Linked DNA regions of Homo sapiens: region 2 is linked to region 1. A link is an interaction called in ENCODE POLR2A ChIA-PET data of the cell type or tissue named here. Cell type or tissue: GM12878. All regions are shown on one strand. Links, peaks and the distances in the headings refer to the core of each region. The heading gives the core; the rest is flanking DNA.

The links. ChIA-PET counts read pairs that join two places held together with the same protein. Peaks named below come from ENCODE experiments on the same cell type or tissue, not always from the same donor. Only the 100,000 strongest peaks of a DNase experiment are listed, where the experiment ranks them.
Region 2: POLR2A ChIA-PET joins it to region 1 with 7 read pairs; 5 of 35 experiments call an interaction of 5 or more read pairs at or near these places.

What each region holds. Positions count from the first base shown.
Region 1 is chr15:58,922,796-58,931,137 of GRCh38, reverse strand. All of the region lies in intron 2 of SLTM (SAFB like transcription modulator), which reads left to right. Among named protein-coding and RNA genes, the nearest start is that of SLTM, 6.7 kb to the left of the region's middle. RefSeq lists an enhancer at 3,257-3,756. In GM12878, for the core only: no CTCF peak of the experiment used is centred there; no DNase peak of the experiment used is centred there; H3K4me3 peaks cover 704 bases; H3K27ac peaks cover 692 bases.
Region 2 is chr15:58,998,803-59,007,144 of GRCh38, reverse strand. All of the region lies in intron 1 of RNF111 (ring finger protein 111), which reads right to left. Among named protein-coding and RNA genes, the nearest start is that of RNF111, 15 kb to the right of the region's middle. In GM12878, for the core only: no CTCF peak of the experiment used is centred there; no DNase peak of the experiment used is centred there; H3K27ac peaks cover 1,037 bases.

The DNA.
Region 1 (8,342 bases), core at 71-8,070:
GAAGACTGCCAACAAACCAGAGGCTATTTCAAAATGGAAAACGATAGAAATTCAGAAATAAGTATATCAGGAATTAACCATGTGTCTTGCAGTAGTTTTGATTCATATCTTTTACCTAGCATGCTGTGCTAGTTTGACAGGTACTGTGTATTAATCATAGTCCCAGGTTGTTTGAGTTGACTATTATTTTAGCATTGAAAATAAACATGATTTATTCCTTTCTCACCTACTTTTAATTTCTCTGTATATCCCTTTTTCAGTTTTGACTAGGAACATCATTTATCTCTTATTATTAGAAATAATTTCAGCAATATAAAATTTTAAGGGTTTTTTCAATACATTTTATGACAGGTATATATATCTATATATATGATATATAGATTATATATAGGTGTATATATATCATATATGATATATATATATATTTTTTAATAGGGTATTGCTCTGTTGCCCAGGCTAGAGTGCAGTGGTGCCTAGCTCTTTGCAGCCTCAAACTCCTGGGCTTAAGTGATCCCTCCCACCTTAGCCTCCCTGGTAGCTGGGACTACAGGCATGTGCCACCACAACATTTTAAATAAGTAAACATTATTTATTTTTATCAGTATGTTTGCTAATTTTTTTCTTTGTATGGGTTATACTTGAACTTTATTCCATAACTCTGATGTTAAGAGGTCTTAAGGTATTCAGTTAGAAGTTGTAACATTTGGGGGCCGGGTGCAGTGGCTCACGCCTGTAATCCCAGCAGTTTGAGAGGCTGAGGCGGGTGGATCACCTGCGGTCGGGAATTCGAGAGCAGCCTGGCCAACATGGCCAAACCCCATCTCTACTAAAAATACAAAAAAAAAAAAAAAAAAAATAGCTGGGCATGGTGGCGCGCGTGCCTGTAGTCCCAGCTACTCGGGAGGCTGGGGAGGCTGAGACAGGAGAATCGCTTGAACCCAGGAGGTGGAGGTTGCAGTGAGCTAAGGTCACTCCACTGCAGTCCAGCATGAGACCCCATCTCAAAAAAAAAAGAAGTTGTAACATTCAATCATTTGTTTGTAGCAGGCCTCATTCTAAGAGATGCATGACAAAAAGCTCTAGTCTTCTTGAAATCCGGCTATCATTGTTATGAAAATCTTGTGAATTACAAAGAATATAATGTAAATCTCCAACTCCAAACAGTTTGAATTAATTTACAATAAAGATGCTTATTGATTCAATTATTTTATTTTTATTATTTTTAATATGAGAGATTTTGAACCCAGTTTACTTATTAAAGAATGCTCTTGTCTCAAATTCCAAGCGCTACTGATCATCTTTAGAGCCAGTTTTGCTTAAATGCGTCATACCAACTCAGTTCTAGCCTTCTAAAATGGCAGAGTTCTAAAATGGCAGAGATGTTTTCTCTGCCATTTTACAAAGTGATAAGATTATTTTAGGCCGGGTGCAGTGGCTCATGCCTATAATCCCAAAAGGCCAAGGTGGGAGGATCGCTTGAGTCCAGTAGTTCAAGACCAGCCTGAGCAACATAGTGAGACCCTATCTCTATTTTAAAAAAGAATTAAGATGTTTAAATAATAACTTTTAGAAACCAAATTTGTATAGGGAAACTTATTAAAATATCAATAATGAACAGATTTGAAAACCAAGGATATATTAAATATTGTTTTAATGTGATGTCCGTTTTTCTTTTCTTTTCTTTTTTTTGAGATGGAGTTTCGCTCTTGTCACCCAGGCTAGAGTGCAATGGTGTGATCTCGGCTCACTGCAACCTCCGCCTCCCGGTTTCAAGCGATTCTCCTGCCTCAGCCTCCCGAGTAGCTGAGATTACAGGCATGCGCCACCACTCCAAACTAATTTTGTATTTTTAGTAGAGACGGGTTTCTCCAGTTGGTCAGGCTTGTCTTGAACTCCCAACCTCAGGTAATCCTCCCGCCTCGGCCTCCCAAAGTGAGCCACCGCACCTGGCTGATAATCAGTTTTTCAATCAAGTTGCTGAATTACTACATTCAATTCTTTTTGCCAGATCTTGTTTTACTTACTGGTATCTACATTGAAAATAATTTCATCTTGGTTATGCCACTTTTCCTTCAGTGCGCCTGTTTTCTCTTTTGTAAAACTGGAAATTTTACTAGGTCCCCTGTAAGGCTCTTTTAGTTCTGAAATTTAATAATTATATAGACAAAAATGAGAAGAAAATGCTTTCTGTTTAACTAAAATGATGTTTAAGGAAGCAACAGGTAAGCTCATAGGAAATCAGTATCGTTTTTCTTCAGCACAAATTATTAGAAAACGAAAAGTGCCAAGAAGGGGATTACGTAGAGGTAATTATGTAGACATCAGCGAGACATAATATATAATAGCTGGTCAGGAAAAGAAATGATTCTTATGACAATATTAAGGTAGTGAATAAAAGTTAAATGACGAGAAGCTTCATAGGTATGGAAAAAATACTTTGGTGAAACATTGAGCTTATTCTTTTATAAAATAACTATAGGGTAACTTTCTTTTAAAAATGTATGTTAAAATGATTCTATTTAGAGAGGTTAGAGGGAAAGGAACCTACATTTTTAAGTTTCTCCTAGAATATTTTTTAAATGCAGCTATTACAAGCACAAACAATGTTGATAATGTTATAGTGGGCTCTGACATTTATATCAACATATTTATAAAATTCCTTTACATGTAGTTAATAGAGTAGATGTTTGTATCTTAGAATGGCTTTCCTGAGTCTTCACACTCTCTTTGTTATGAACTTTTAAATAAGTAACTTAGGAGAAAGCTTCACCCATTGAAGTTTACGGTTATATTAATTGGGTGTGTGTTTAAAAAGTAGTTAAACAGGTAGAGCTAACTTCTCATTAGGTTGTTTTAGAGATTATAGATTTAAAGACTTTTGGTTTACCTGATGCTGGCATATCCTTTTCTTTTAAAATTTCAACCTTTAAAGTCACCAATTAACTTCAGCAAAAGTGATGTGGTTAATCAGTACAGTATTTAGAACTATATGTAATGCAATACTTACCGACATTAAAACTAATTTGCAATACCTGGCAGCTTTAAAAAGACTAAAAATGATGTGTACAATCTGATTTTTCTTCTATAGAAACAAATATATTTTGAGGTTATAGGTTTGGCCAAACATCTAATGTATAATTTTTTGTGGAAAATACCACAGACTACATATTTATAATTAAGTACATGTTTACTCTGTAAAGCTTTCTAAAACTGGTATCAATTAAATGTAGTAATCAGCCATATAAAGCACATTTCATATAACACAGTATCATAGTGTACTGTAATTAGCTTTTTTCCTCCAGCTGTAGTATGTTCAGATGTTAAGTAACACTTTAATCAGAACTGTGGCATTGAGGAGGACTTTGGGCGTATAATTGTTATAGATATTTCTTAGGTACCTGAAAGGCTGAAAGCTCTGAAGGCCAGGACATAGTTTTTCATTTACCTCTGTCTCTGTAATGCCTGGTGTAGAGCATGGCACGTAATAAGTGCTCAAAAAATATTTGTTGAATGAATACTGAGGGCCTTTTTGGGGCTTTCTTAACTGCTTTTAGAAATACCTCTTTTGGGCCAGGCGCATGGCTCACGCCTGTAATCCCAGTACTTTGGGAAGCTGAGGTGGGCGGATCACCTGATGTCAGGAGTTTGAGACCAGACTGGCTAACATGGTGAAACCCCGTTTTTACTAAAAATACAAAAAATTAGCTGGGCATGGTGTTTCGCATCTGTAATCCTCGCTACTTGGGAGGCCGAGGCAGGAGAATCTCTTGAACCTGGGAGGCAGAGGTTGCAGTGAGCTGAGATTGCGCCATTGCACTCCAGCTTGGGCAACAAGATCATCATCTTTAGATAATCTGTTCATCTTTAGAAACTTGGTCTCAAAAAACAGAAAACAAACAAAAAAAAGAAATATCTCTTTTGGTGCCTATTTTAATTGCATATTTCTTTGTAAGAAGCAGGTATATCAGGGATTAATAGTTTTTATCTTTTTTTTAAAGGTGCCTCTCTCAAGAGCATAATGGCTTCTCCTTACACATTGATATGTAAAATATACTTACTTTTAGAACACATGAATCATTGCATCATCCTTTTATTCTTTACCACATTGATGCTGTGTTGAAAAGCCTCTGAACCTTGCTGGAATACTGTCCAACCTCAGAGGTTGTATATGTCATTTTCATTTCACAAAATTAGCCCTTTTATCGCAGCCATTAAAACATACATTTGGCCAGGCGCGGTGGCTCACACCTATAATCTCAGCACTTTGGGAGGCCGAGGTGGGTGGATCACAAGGTCAGGAGTTCGAGACTAGCCTGGCCAACATGGTGAAACCCCCTCTCTACTAAAAATACAAAAATTAGCCAGGTGTGGTAGCATGTTCTGTAATCCCAGCTACTCTGGAGGCTCAGGCAGGAGAATCACTTGAACTTGGGAGGAGGAGGTTGCAGTGAGCCGAAATGGTGCTGCTGCACTCCAGCCTGGGTGACAGAACAAGACCCTGACTCAAAGAAAAAAAAAAAAAAAGGTAATCCAGAAAAGTACAAAAAAGTGAAGATTACCCGTAATCCCACCACCCTGAATTTATCATATGTAGCATTTTACATATGATATATATACATGTTTATAATTAAGTACATGTTTACTCTGTAAAGCTTTCTAAAAGTTAATCTAATATAGTAATCAACCACATAAAGCACATTTCATATTACAACACATGTTGATCTAAGTTGTGTAGGTGTATGTGCAAGTACTTACAGGAGGTTTATGTTTAAAGGTTTTTTCCCCCCTTTTCAACAACTAAAATAGATTCACACCATACATGGTGTTTTGTTGAAGGTAGATAGAACTTAAATATTTCTGTAGTCTGGAGAATCAAAAAACAATAACCTTCCGTCTATATTCTTCTCAACAGCTTCTGTAAATAGATTCACTTGTCTTAGTGGCTCATGATCTGCACTCTGCGTTAGTCATTTGAATTTTAAAAAATACAGATAGCAGGCTTTCACTCCCCATAGAGTTGGTTTGGGTTGTTATGTTGGGGGCCCAGGCATCAGTATGTATTTTCTAAAAGCTCCCCAGGTGATTCTTACATACACCTGAAGTTAAGAACTAACTAATCTAAACTAAAGCTTGAAATTTAGCATCATTTTTATTCATCTCTCTGCTGGTCAGTTTCTAGATTATTTTATATACTTTTCAGTTTTCGGAAAACTTCTACATTGCTTTATTTGATTCTCACAACGGTGCTGAGAGTTAAGCAGGACTATTTTCTTTTTACTGGTAGAATAGAAAGGTAATTCATTAAGAACCCAGTTAAATTACCTTTGACAGTCTTGTGTTTGTAGGCACACCTGCCTGAAGGAGTGTGCCGGAATTGTTTATTCTGTTCATCTTTAGATAATTAATGTAAGATATTTGAAAAATATACCTTTGGCATATTCTAGGTTTATTATAATGAATGTGAATTATCTTTGTAGTAATTTTTCAAAGTGACCTATTGGGCCAGGTGGGATGGCTCACTCTTGTAAACCCAGCACTTTGGGAGGTGGAGGCGGGTGGATCACTTGAGGTCAGGAGTTCGAGACCAGCATGGCCAACATGGTGAAACCCCATCTCTACTAAAAATACAAAAACTAGCTGGGCATGGTGTTGGGCACGTGTAACCTTAGCTACTCAGGAGGCTGAGGCAGGAGAGTCACTTGAACCCAGGATGCAGAGGTTGCACTGAGCTGAGATTGTGCCACTGCACTCCAGCCTGGGCAATAGAGTAAGACCCTGCCACAAAAACAGAAACAAAAAACTCAGAGTGACCTATTGTATGACTGTTGTGTTTAAGACAATGTGCAAGGCCTTTCAGAAAAATGATTTTGTTAGTAAAATGTCAGTTTAATAGAAGAGAAGCTAAAACACTTGCAAACAATACAAGGCATGGCCTGTGATTAAGATACTCCATGCAATTGGGAAGAGGTTGTTGCTGGAAACATTTCAGTTTGGCATATCTTCTTAATCTTCCCCTCCCTTGCAACAGAAATTTTATAACTAAGCTTTTTTTTTTTTTTTTTTTAACATTTTATCGTAGCTCTTGTGAATGTTTAAGGGGAAAAGTTACTCAGCCATAAAGTATTTTGGCAAAATGATTTTAAAATTTCCTTAGGCTGGGAGCAGTGGCTCACGCCTGTAATCCCAGCACTTTGGGAGGCCAAGGCAGGAAGATTGCTTGGACCCAGGTGGTTGAGGCTGCAGTGAACCATGACTGCCCCTGCACTCCACCCTGGGCGATAGAGCAAGACCTTGTCTCAAAGAAAAGAAACTAATTATTAAGTGGGATTTGTTTTTGTTTGGGAGGTATTTCTGAACTTAAAAAGGAAAATTGCAAACCATTATAGGGACTAGTTTGCCTTTGGAGGAAAAGGAAAATTGCAAACCCTTATAAAGACCAATTTGCCTTTGGAGGAGAAAGCCAATTTATCATCCAAAATCCTCAGAATTCTCAAATACAAAAAGTTCTGAAAACTGAAAGTTTCTTCTTAAGTTTGGTGGCAAAAGTTATTTATAGTCTTGACTTATCCCATTTGATGTGAATCTGCTTACATTTCATTGCACAAAATGTTTCTGTGATTGTGAAATACTGTTCCAGAAGCCACTGGGAGGTTTAACTTAATAAATAGTATATGCAACGTTTTACTCTTCTAAAATCTGAAAATTGTGAATTCTGAAACATATCTCAGAGGGTTTCATTAAGAATTTTTGGGCTTATACAAATTTATGCTACATAAATGTTTATAGTCTTGTCTTTCTCTGGTATATACGTTTTTACTTTGCCATTTTACTTTAGGCCCTCAAATCATGCAAGTTATATTTTAGATTTTGTTTTTGTCATTTCAAAATAGCTATGTTACTACTATGATAGTTTAGGATGTGATAGGTTAATCTTGCTTTCATTTTTTATTTTGTTATTCAGATTATGTTTACTGCCCAATTTATTTTGTAGTTTTTTCCTCAAAGCGTAAAAGTTTGGCTTCAGGCCAGGCGTGGTGGCTCACGCCTCTAATCCCAGCACCTTGGGAGGCCGAGGCCGGTGGATCACTTGAGGCCAGGAGTTCGAGACCAGCCTGGCCAACATGATGAAACCCTGTCTCTATTAAAAATACAAAAATTAGCTGGGTGTGGTGGCATGAGGCTATAATCCCAGCTACTCAGGAGGCTGAGTCAGGAGAATTGCTTGAACTCGGAAGGCAGAGGTTGCAGTGAGCCAAGATAGCGCCTCTGCACTGCACTCCAGCCTGGGCAAGAAGAGCGAGACAGTGTCTCCAAAAAAAAAAAAAAAAAAAAAAAAAAGGTTTGGCTTCAATCTGCCTTACACTTTCAGTTAGTTCCTTTATCCTGGTCATGCCACTTTCACAGTTTTGCGGCAGTTGCTAGATTCCCTGTAGGACAAAAGAGGTGAAACTATTTAGTTGATTTGCTGTAGGAGCTTTAATAGCAAAGGTTTAAATCGGGTAGACATAAATGGTTACTTGACTCTACAAAAATGTGCTGAAGATAGTGCCGCTTGTCGGAATTTAAGGGTGATTTGGTCTTTAAAATTCTTTCTCGTGTGTGATATTACAAAAGTTAGGGACCTGCAGAGGTAGTGACAGGATGTATTGACAGGATGGGGTTACACACAAAGTTAGTTGAACTGCCATGTCACCCCTTTCTCCCAGTTGGGCCAAATAGAAATCCAGACCTTGTTTTCTTGTTTTTAACTTTTAGAGATTATTTTATTTATTTGTTTGTTTTTGAGGAGTCTCACTCTGTCACCCAGATTGAAATTGAGTGGCACAATCTTGGCTCACTGCATTCTTGACCTCCTGGGCTTATGGTATCCTCCCACATCGGCCCCCCTAGTAGCTGGATGGCAGGTGCACACCACCACGCCTGGCCAATTTGTGTGTTTTTTTGTAGATACGGGGCTCCACCATGTTGTCCATACTAGTCTTGAACTTCTGACCTCAGTTAATCCTCCTGCCTTGGCCTCCCAAAGGGTTTGAGATTACAGGTTCAAGCTACCATGCCCGACCTGTTTTCCATGTGTCCAGCATAGGACTTACTCCATTATCAGTCAGAAAATATATAATGCGGCTAGGTGCAGTGGCTCACCTCTGTAATCCCAGCACTTTGGGAGGCTGAGGTGGGCTGATCACTAGAGGTCAGGAGTTCGAGACCAGTCTGGCCAACTTGGTGAAACCCCATCTCTACTAAAAATACAAAAATTAGCTGGATGTGGTGGCAGCACGTGCCTGTAATCCCAGCTACTTGGGAGGCTGAAGCGGGAGAATCGCTCGAACCCACAAGATGGA
Region 2 (8,342 bases), core at 292-8,291, 76 kb before region 1:
CATTTGGCAAAACTTAAATGGTATACTTAAGATTTGTGCATTTCACCGTATGTAAAGTTTACTTTAAAAACTGTAAACAGCCTGGAATTCCAGCACTTCAAGAGGCTGAGGCAGGCAGATCACAAGGTCAGGAGTTCAAGACCAGCCTGGCCAAGATGGTGAAACCCCATTTCTACTAAAAATACAAAAAAATTAGCTGGGCGTGGTAGCGGGCGCCTGCAATCCCAGCTACTCGGGGGGCTGAGGCAGAGAACTGCTTGAACCCGGGAGGCGGAGGTTGCAGTGAGCCAAGATCATGCCATTGCACTCCAGCCTGGGCGACAGAGCAAGACTCCATCTCAAAGAAAAAAAATAAATAACTGTAAACAAATATTTGACTCTAGTTAGTGACATGAAACTGTAGTTTTTTACGGGTAAAATGCACTGGCGTCTGTAACTTTATTTTTTTTATTTTTGTAACTTTAAAATGCATAAAAAGCAACAGGTTTGGTTGATGGACGGTTGGAGGAACAAATAGATGGCTAGAAATGTAAAGCAAAAAAATAGCAAATTGTTAATCATAGAATCTAGGTGGCAGGGAGATGGGCGTTCACTGTACAATTCTTTCATCTTTTCTGTTTGCAATTTTGCATAATAAAATGCTAAAGGGAAAACATTTGATGAGCAGAGTATCAAACACAAGAGTAATAATACTACTACTTACATGAAATTCTAAAACAAAGAAAACTCATCTATGATGTCAAAAATCAGATGAGTAGTTGCCTGAGGCAGGAGATGTGGGTGGCTGATGGCAAAAGAGCACAAAGGAACTTTCTAGAGTGATGGAATGTTTTATGTCCTGATTGGGGTGCTAACTGCATGGACAGACACATTTGCCAAAATTCATCCAACTATACATAAAACGTGTGCCTCATATTGTATATAAATTATACATCAAACATCAACTTGGTTGGTTTTTAAAATAAGTTCACTATATAAAATCTGGAATACACAGAAAAAGCAAAGAGAAATTAAGTCCCAATCCCATCACCCTAATAAAATCACCAACCTTTCCTTCTCTTGACAATGACCACGCCTACTGGAGATAAAAATATACTTTAGATGGTTTTCCTTAGAAGGAAATACAGAAATAGTGACTTCCTAAATTTTGGAATTCTTTGCTCAGGCAACTCAAAATGCATTGATTTAAATCTCCACATCCCCATCACTGCTGTGACTCATTAGCAAATTATTAATCATTCTGTGCCTGAATTTCCTCATCTGAAAAATGAAAATATTTACCACAAAGGGTTGTTGTAAATATTAAACAAAGTAACATATGCATATGATAGCTTTTATTGTTGTTGTTTTAAAGATGACGAGTCAGCTAGTTTTTAGAAATCGTCCAGGCAAAGACGTCCACAAGCTTCTTCCCTCTGAATTCTTCCCCCTACCCACGATCACCACATATACATATACATACATTTTTTTTTTGGTACGACTTCAATCCTCTAGCTACACCCACCTCAAACTAGTCTAACTTATTCAAGTGAACCTCAAATTCCTCTTGAAGATTAGACCAAAACACTGAGTTGTTAAAGGCCAAAGCAAAGGTTGGAGTAACAAAATAAATAAAAATAAAATCAGAAAACTAAATTAAAAAGATGACAGCTGTCCTGAGAATGCGGGATCTAATGTTGGGAGCAAAACTGCCCAAGGAAACAATTTCTCTTTGAATGAAGTCCAATAAGTTTATTTAGATAAAATTTGTTTTTACTCTACATATATGATTTAGGTCAGTCAAAATATGTAATCTGGAGAATAGTAATGAAAGCCTATGTTCTAGAGGCTGGGTGCAGTGGCTCGTGCCTGTAATCCCAGCACTTCATGCAGGGAGGACTGCTTGTGCCCAGGAGTTTGAGATCAGCCTAGGCAACATAGGTGAGACTGTCTCGACAAATAAACAAACAGTATGTACTAAAGAAAGAGAACTTGAGTTGTAAGAGGAAAACCAGGAAGACTTACTGACACTTTAATGGCTGACAGTATAGGCATACTGAAAGTTGGAATTTGGGAGAACACCTCTAGATAGACATCAAGCCCATAAAGTGAACTTGACAAGAAAAAAATAATTTAAACCATGTAGGAGATTATGCTTGCCCTTCTGCTCACTGATTATATGCCTAGAATCAACACAAAATAGGAGATTAAATTTTGCTGCTCTCCACTGGGTCTCACTTCCCAAGTGTCTCTCAGAATGTGAGCATCTTACTATGCTGTCAGATTCTAATATTTAGAGCCATTTATTTTTCCCATATTATAGGCCATATACACAAACCTACTCTTTCTCTGATATTTAACAATGAAAACATGATTTATTCCAATAGTGGAGGGAAAACGGGAAGTGCTAGACTTCCAGAGACTGCATATTTATAATGTATATTTGGGCAACTTTAGGGATTTCCAAGGTTATCTTTGACTAAATGCCATTTTTGCTTTCCTTGGATCAGTATATTCAGACAGTGAAGTGAAAATTCTTGTTACAAGAAACAAAAAACACCAAGATATTAAACAACTCTAGAATACTGGTTTGGGGAAACCAAGAATTCATTATCCTGCATACTGATGTCAGCTACTTTATTTAACAAACCTTTTATGGTTTGAATTTTTACTGTACGTCACTGATCAAGGTGATAAAAAGATAGTAAGGTGCTACCCTTTCCTAACAAATTTCATATTCTAGATAAAAATAGTAACCTTAATCCTAATGTGAATTCTTGTACACGTTAAGTCTCATCTACACACATTTACCTATATACTTTTTTGCAATCTTCAGAATTTTAGTTTCAGTAAACCTAAACAGCAAGTTCCTTCTGTTGGAGATAATAAAAAGAGACAACTAAGGATCAGTAAAGATAATTGGGAGAGAAAAGAAGGAGTATTTTAAATTGAAGCTTGTTAAAGGAAGATAACTAAAAACAAAGTTGAGACCTTAAAACTGCTAATCCAGAACTGCCATCTATGAGGGAAAAAACATGCATTCACACTGGAATAAAATAAATAAATCCAAGAGTCTGGGAAGAGGGTTTCAAAAAGATCAACTCAGCTACGGCAAGGAGGATAAACACAGGATAGGTCACTCAAACTTCTTCCATCCCAAGCATCTGGAATGAGAACAAAACCAAGAAAAGTCAATCAGGAAAGAGAAATTAATTTTACAGTAGCTTATTAATATTTTAGAAGATACAGTATCACTGACAATACATTAGCTATCACTTATTCATTTATGGTTCTCATTCAATAAATATTTATTGAAAGCCTATAATGAGCTAGGCACTTGTTTTAGGCACTGGCATCAGCCACGAACAGGACATAGAAAGTCTTTGCTCTCATGGAAATTACATGCAAATGAGACCAAAAAACCAAGATAATTTTAGAGCGAAACACGTGCTATTAAGAAAATACGCCACGTGCAGTGGCTCACACCTGTAATTCCAGCAGTTTGGGAGGCTGAGGCAGGCAGATCGCTTGAGCTCAGGAGTTCAAGACCAGCCTGGGCAACACGGCAAAACCCTGTCTCTACAAAAAATTTTAAAAAAATTAGCTGGGTGTGGTAGCACGCACCTGTAGTCCCAGCTACTGGAGAGGCTGAGGTGGGAGGATGGTTTGAGCCTAGGAGGTGGAGGTTGCAGTAAGCAGGGATCATGCCACTGCACTCCAGTCTGAGCAACAGAGCCAGACTCTGTCTCAAAAAAGAAAAAGGCCGGGTGTGGCGGCTCACACCTGTAATCCCATAACTTTGGGAGGTCAAGGTGGGCAGATGGCTTGAGCTCAGGAGTTCCAGACCAGCCTGGGCCACAGGGCAAAAGCATGTCTCTACAAAAACTTAGCTGGGTGTGGTGGTACATGCCTGTCCCAGCTACTCAGGAGGCTGAGGTGGGAGGATCGCTTGAGCCCAGGAGGCAGAGGTTGCAGTGAGCTGACATTGAGCCACTGCACTCCAGCCTGCGAAACTGAGTGAGACCTTGTCTCGAAAAAAGAAAAAAGAAAATTAAACAGGCAGTAGGATCACTTGAGGCCAGGAGTTCAAGGCTGCAGTAAGCTTTAATAGCACCTGTGAATAGCCAACTGCAATCCCGCGCTGGCAACATAATGAGATCTTATCACAAAAAAGGAAGAAAGAAAACAAAACAAATGTAAAGGTTGACCATCAACAGGATCCTCTCTAAGAAGCTAAAGACATGAATCATGACAAGAAACTAGCCACTAGTCAGTCAAGCCACACAATTCTAGAGGAAGAGTATTCCTGGGAGAGAAAAAATAGGAAAGACTATGTGACAGGAATATGCCTAACAGGTGCAAAGAACTAAAAGAAGGGAAGTGGAAGGAAAGGGAAATGGCACACAATGACATCAGAAGTAGTCAGGGCCAGATCAGGTAGAGCCTGTAGGGAACTGTGTGCCACATTTTTATTTCATTTTATCTTTACTAAGAACTATAGGGAACTGAAGATTACAGAAGTGACTTGCCTAAGACCTGATAGCAAAGCCTGGATCTAAATGACTATCTAAGTTGTTGAGTTTGGTCACTCTCTCTCTTTTTTTTTTTTTAATTAAATGCACAGTTATGAGGGCTTTCACTCAGAACTTCAGTTCCCATGACTACTTTTACATAAGATTATTACATATGTTACTCAACCGTACTTCCCGTATTTACCATGCAGATTTTCAGGAACTTGTCCCTCACATAAGAATGTTCTAATAAAGCATGGTAACTGCTACAAATAACAAAGTACCAAATACCATGGGAAAACGGAAGGGACAGCTATTAATTCTAAAGGAAAAACCTGAAAGAAGTTTAAGAGTTGATCTTTAAAAGTAAAATTTCAAGTGGAGAATAAGGATAAGGATACATCAGAGAAATGGCGGGAAGATAGTCAAGAAAATAGAATGGTGAGTTTTAACCAACACTATACAGTAGTCTCCCCTTAACCACAATTTACTGTCTACGGTTTCAGTTACCTATGGTCAACCATGGTCCAAAAATATTAAAGAAAAAACTCTAGAAATAAACAGCTCACAAGCTTTAACCGCTTATGAATGCCTACACAGTGCCCATGTCATTAACCTCATTTCGCCATTTTATCATCATTTTCCGTCATCACAAGAAAGGTGAGTACAATATTTTGAGAGATGACATTCACACAATTTTTATTAAATATAGTTATAAATTTTTTTATTAGTTATTGCTATTAATGTCTTACTCTGCCCAATGTATAAATTAAACTTTATAATAGGTATGCATGTTGTGGCTGTTAAGCATCTACTGGGGGTCTTGGACTGTATCCCTCATGGATAAGGGAGGACTACTGTACTTAGTTCTTTAAACATGATTTCATAAAAAATAAAATAAAATCCCATGATAATGTATGTTTTGTAGGTGTTCTGTAACAAATCTTATATCACATGATTTTCTTCACTTAATAAAAGTATTAAGTATTTTCTATTAAAGAACCTAGCTGTCAAAATAGACTTAGTCTTCCTAAAGTGAACCTATTCGCCAAATGTGGAGAGCCCATTTCCATGTCACTAATATAACTTTTTCCTGGTAAAACTGTCATGATTATCAAAAGCAAAAGTTCACATTTTTTAAAAACATGGTAAGTTATACAAGACCTTTATTTCAAATCTCCCTCCAATCCCCACTAAACTGATAGTAAAAAGAATTTTTTTTTAATCAACAACAAAAATAGGAACTAATAGCAGGCAAAGTAGAGATGGCAATAGAATCCTGTTACCTGATTGACAGGAAATCCAGAAAAGAGAAGAGAGGTAAAAAATGGCTAAGAAGTTATCAAAGGCAATGTAAATATTTCATATAACTGAAGAACATGAACCCTTCATACCTCTGTTCTCAGAGACCACCATTCTCCTCCTCACCTACTCCACTAAAGCCCCAGTAGTTTCTAGGCTATTTCTCAAGCAGGTCAACCATGCTATGGCTAGTCACGCTGCCTTGAATGCTCTTCCCCCAGATAACCACGAGGCTCACTCATTCACTTCCTTTACATCTGTGTTCAAATGTTTCCTTATCCATGATACCTTCCCTGACCACCTCACATTAGTAGTTAATACCAACATTAAAATTTTTGTGGAAAGGCAAAAAAATAAAAAGTTAACCCCACCCTCTATCTTCCTTTTCCAGCTCACTTATTTCCACAATGACCATCTACAACTTTGTTTCCCCACCAGAGCAGATTTCGTTTTGATCACTACTATGTGCCCAAAAGCTTAGAACACATATTTGGCATTCAATAGGCATTTGCTGAATTGTTCTTTAAAATAATCAAAAATTCTGACATAACTGAAAGATGGGATGAAAGGAGAATAGTGGGCTCATCTACCATCAAAAATTGGTTAATTCTCTGCAGCAGCAGTTATCTTTTTTTTTTTTTTTTGAGACGGAGTTCAGCTCTGTCACCCAGGATGGAGCGGAGTGGTGCCATCTTGGCTCACTGAAACATCTGCCTCCCAGTTCAAGCAATTCTCGTGCCTCAGCCTCCCGAATAGCTAGGATTATAGGCGCCCGCCACCATACCTGGCTGTTTTGTATTTTTCGTAGAGACAGGGTTTCCCCAAGTTGGCCAGGCTGGTCTCAAATTCCTGACCTCAGGTGATCCGCCTGCCTCGGCCTCCCAAAGTGCTGCAATTACAGATGTGAGCCACCAGGCCCGGTCCTGAGGTCCTTCATAATCTTAAAAATGGGCCGGGTGCCTAGCAGTTTGAGATCAGCCTGGACAACATGGTGAAACCCGTCTCTACTAAAAATAGAAAAATGAGCCAAGTGTGGTGGTACATGCCTGTAGTCCCAGCTACTTGGGAGGCTGAAGTGGGAGGACTGCCTGAGCCCAGGAGGCAGAGAATGTAGTGAACTAAGATCTCACCACTGCACTCTAGCCTGGGTAACAGAGAGAGACCCTGTCTCAAAAAAAAAAAAAAAAAAGGGAAAAAAAAAATCACTGGAAGATCTGAAAAAGCTTTTATTATATGGGTTATATCTACTGATACTTATTGATATGGTCTGGATCTGTGTCCTCAACCAAATCTCAGGTCAAAGTGTAATTCCCATTGTTGGAGGTGGGGCCTGCCTGGAGGTGACTGGATTATCTGGGCAATTTCTAATGGTTCAGCACCATCCCTTTGGTGCTGTTCTCATTATGGAGTTCTCATGAGATGTGGTTTTTTAAAATTGTGTGGCACTTCCCCCTTCTCTCCTGCTCCTGCCATGTAAGACACCTACTCTTGCTTTGCCCTCTACCATGAGTAAAAGCTCAGAGGCCTCCCCAGAAGCAGATGCTGCCACGCTTCCTATAAAACCTATGGAACCTTGAGCCAATTAAACCCCTTTTCTTTATAAATTACCCAGTCTCAGTTATTTATAGCAGTGTGAGAACGAACTAATACCCTTACCCTATTAGAAAGTAAAACTCATAAATGCTTTAAAATGTATTATTTTAAAACTGCAGTAATAGGCCGGGCACAGTGGCTGACACCTGTAATCCCAGCACTTGAGGAGGCTGAGGTGGGCGGATCACCTGAGGTCAGGAGTTCGAGACCAGCCTGGGAAACATAGTGAAACCCTGTCTCTACTAAAAATACAAAAATTAGCCGGGTGTGATGGTGCATGCCTGTAATCCCAGCTACTCGGGAGGCTGAGGCAGCAGAATTGCTTGAACCTGGGGGGCGGAGATTGCAGTGAACTGAGATTGCACCACTGCACTCCAGCCTGGGTGACAGTGTGACTCCGTCTCAAAAACAAACAAACCCCACTGCAAACCCATTATATCTAATATAAGTAACTTTTATTAAAATATTTTCAAAACTTTAATAAGAGCGGTAATGCTATACATTTTTTGCAAATCTCTCTAATGACTAGCTTAACAGAAGAAAACTGGATTGTCACATCTGCATCTGTATTCCATTTATCATGATATGCTGTTCTGGTTAAATTATAAGAAAATCCAGTTTCACACAAATATGTAGTTGAAAAAGGGAGTAGTATATTTAATAACCTTTTCAGGTAAGTGTGGGTGTTATTCCTCTTTGATACTACCCCAAAACTTTACAAAGGCAGTTTGAACTTAATTGCAATGTGGAATTTGAAACCATATCAATGAAACCTCATACTATCAGTGAAAAAACAACTGCTCGATACTGCACTTTACATAGATCTTTCACCCAGACATGACTTTGTAACATCATGGTCATCTGAAAAATATTGTTTCACCAAGTTACGCACCTCTTTCAAACATGACACATTTCATTATGTAACAGTAAAAAAATAAATTTTGTTAATAACACAAC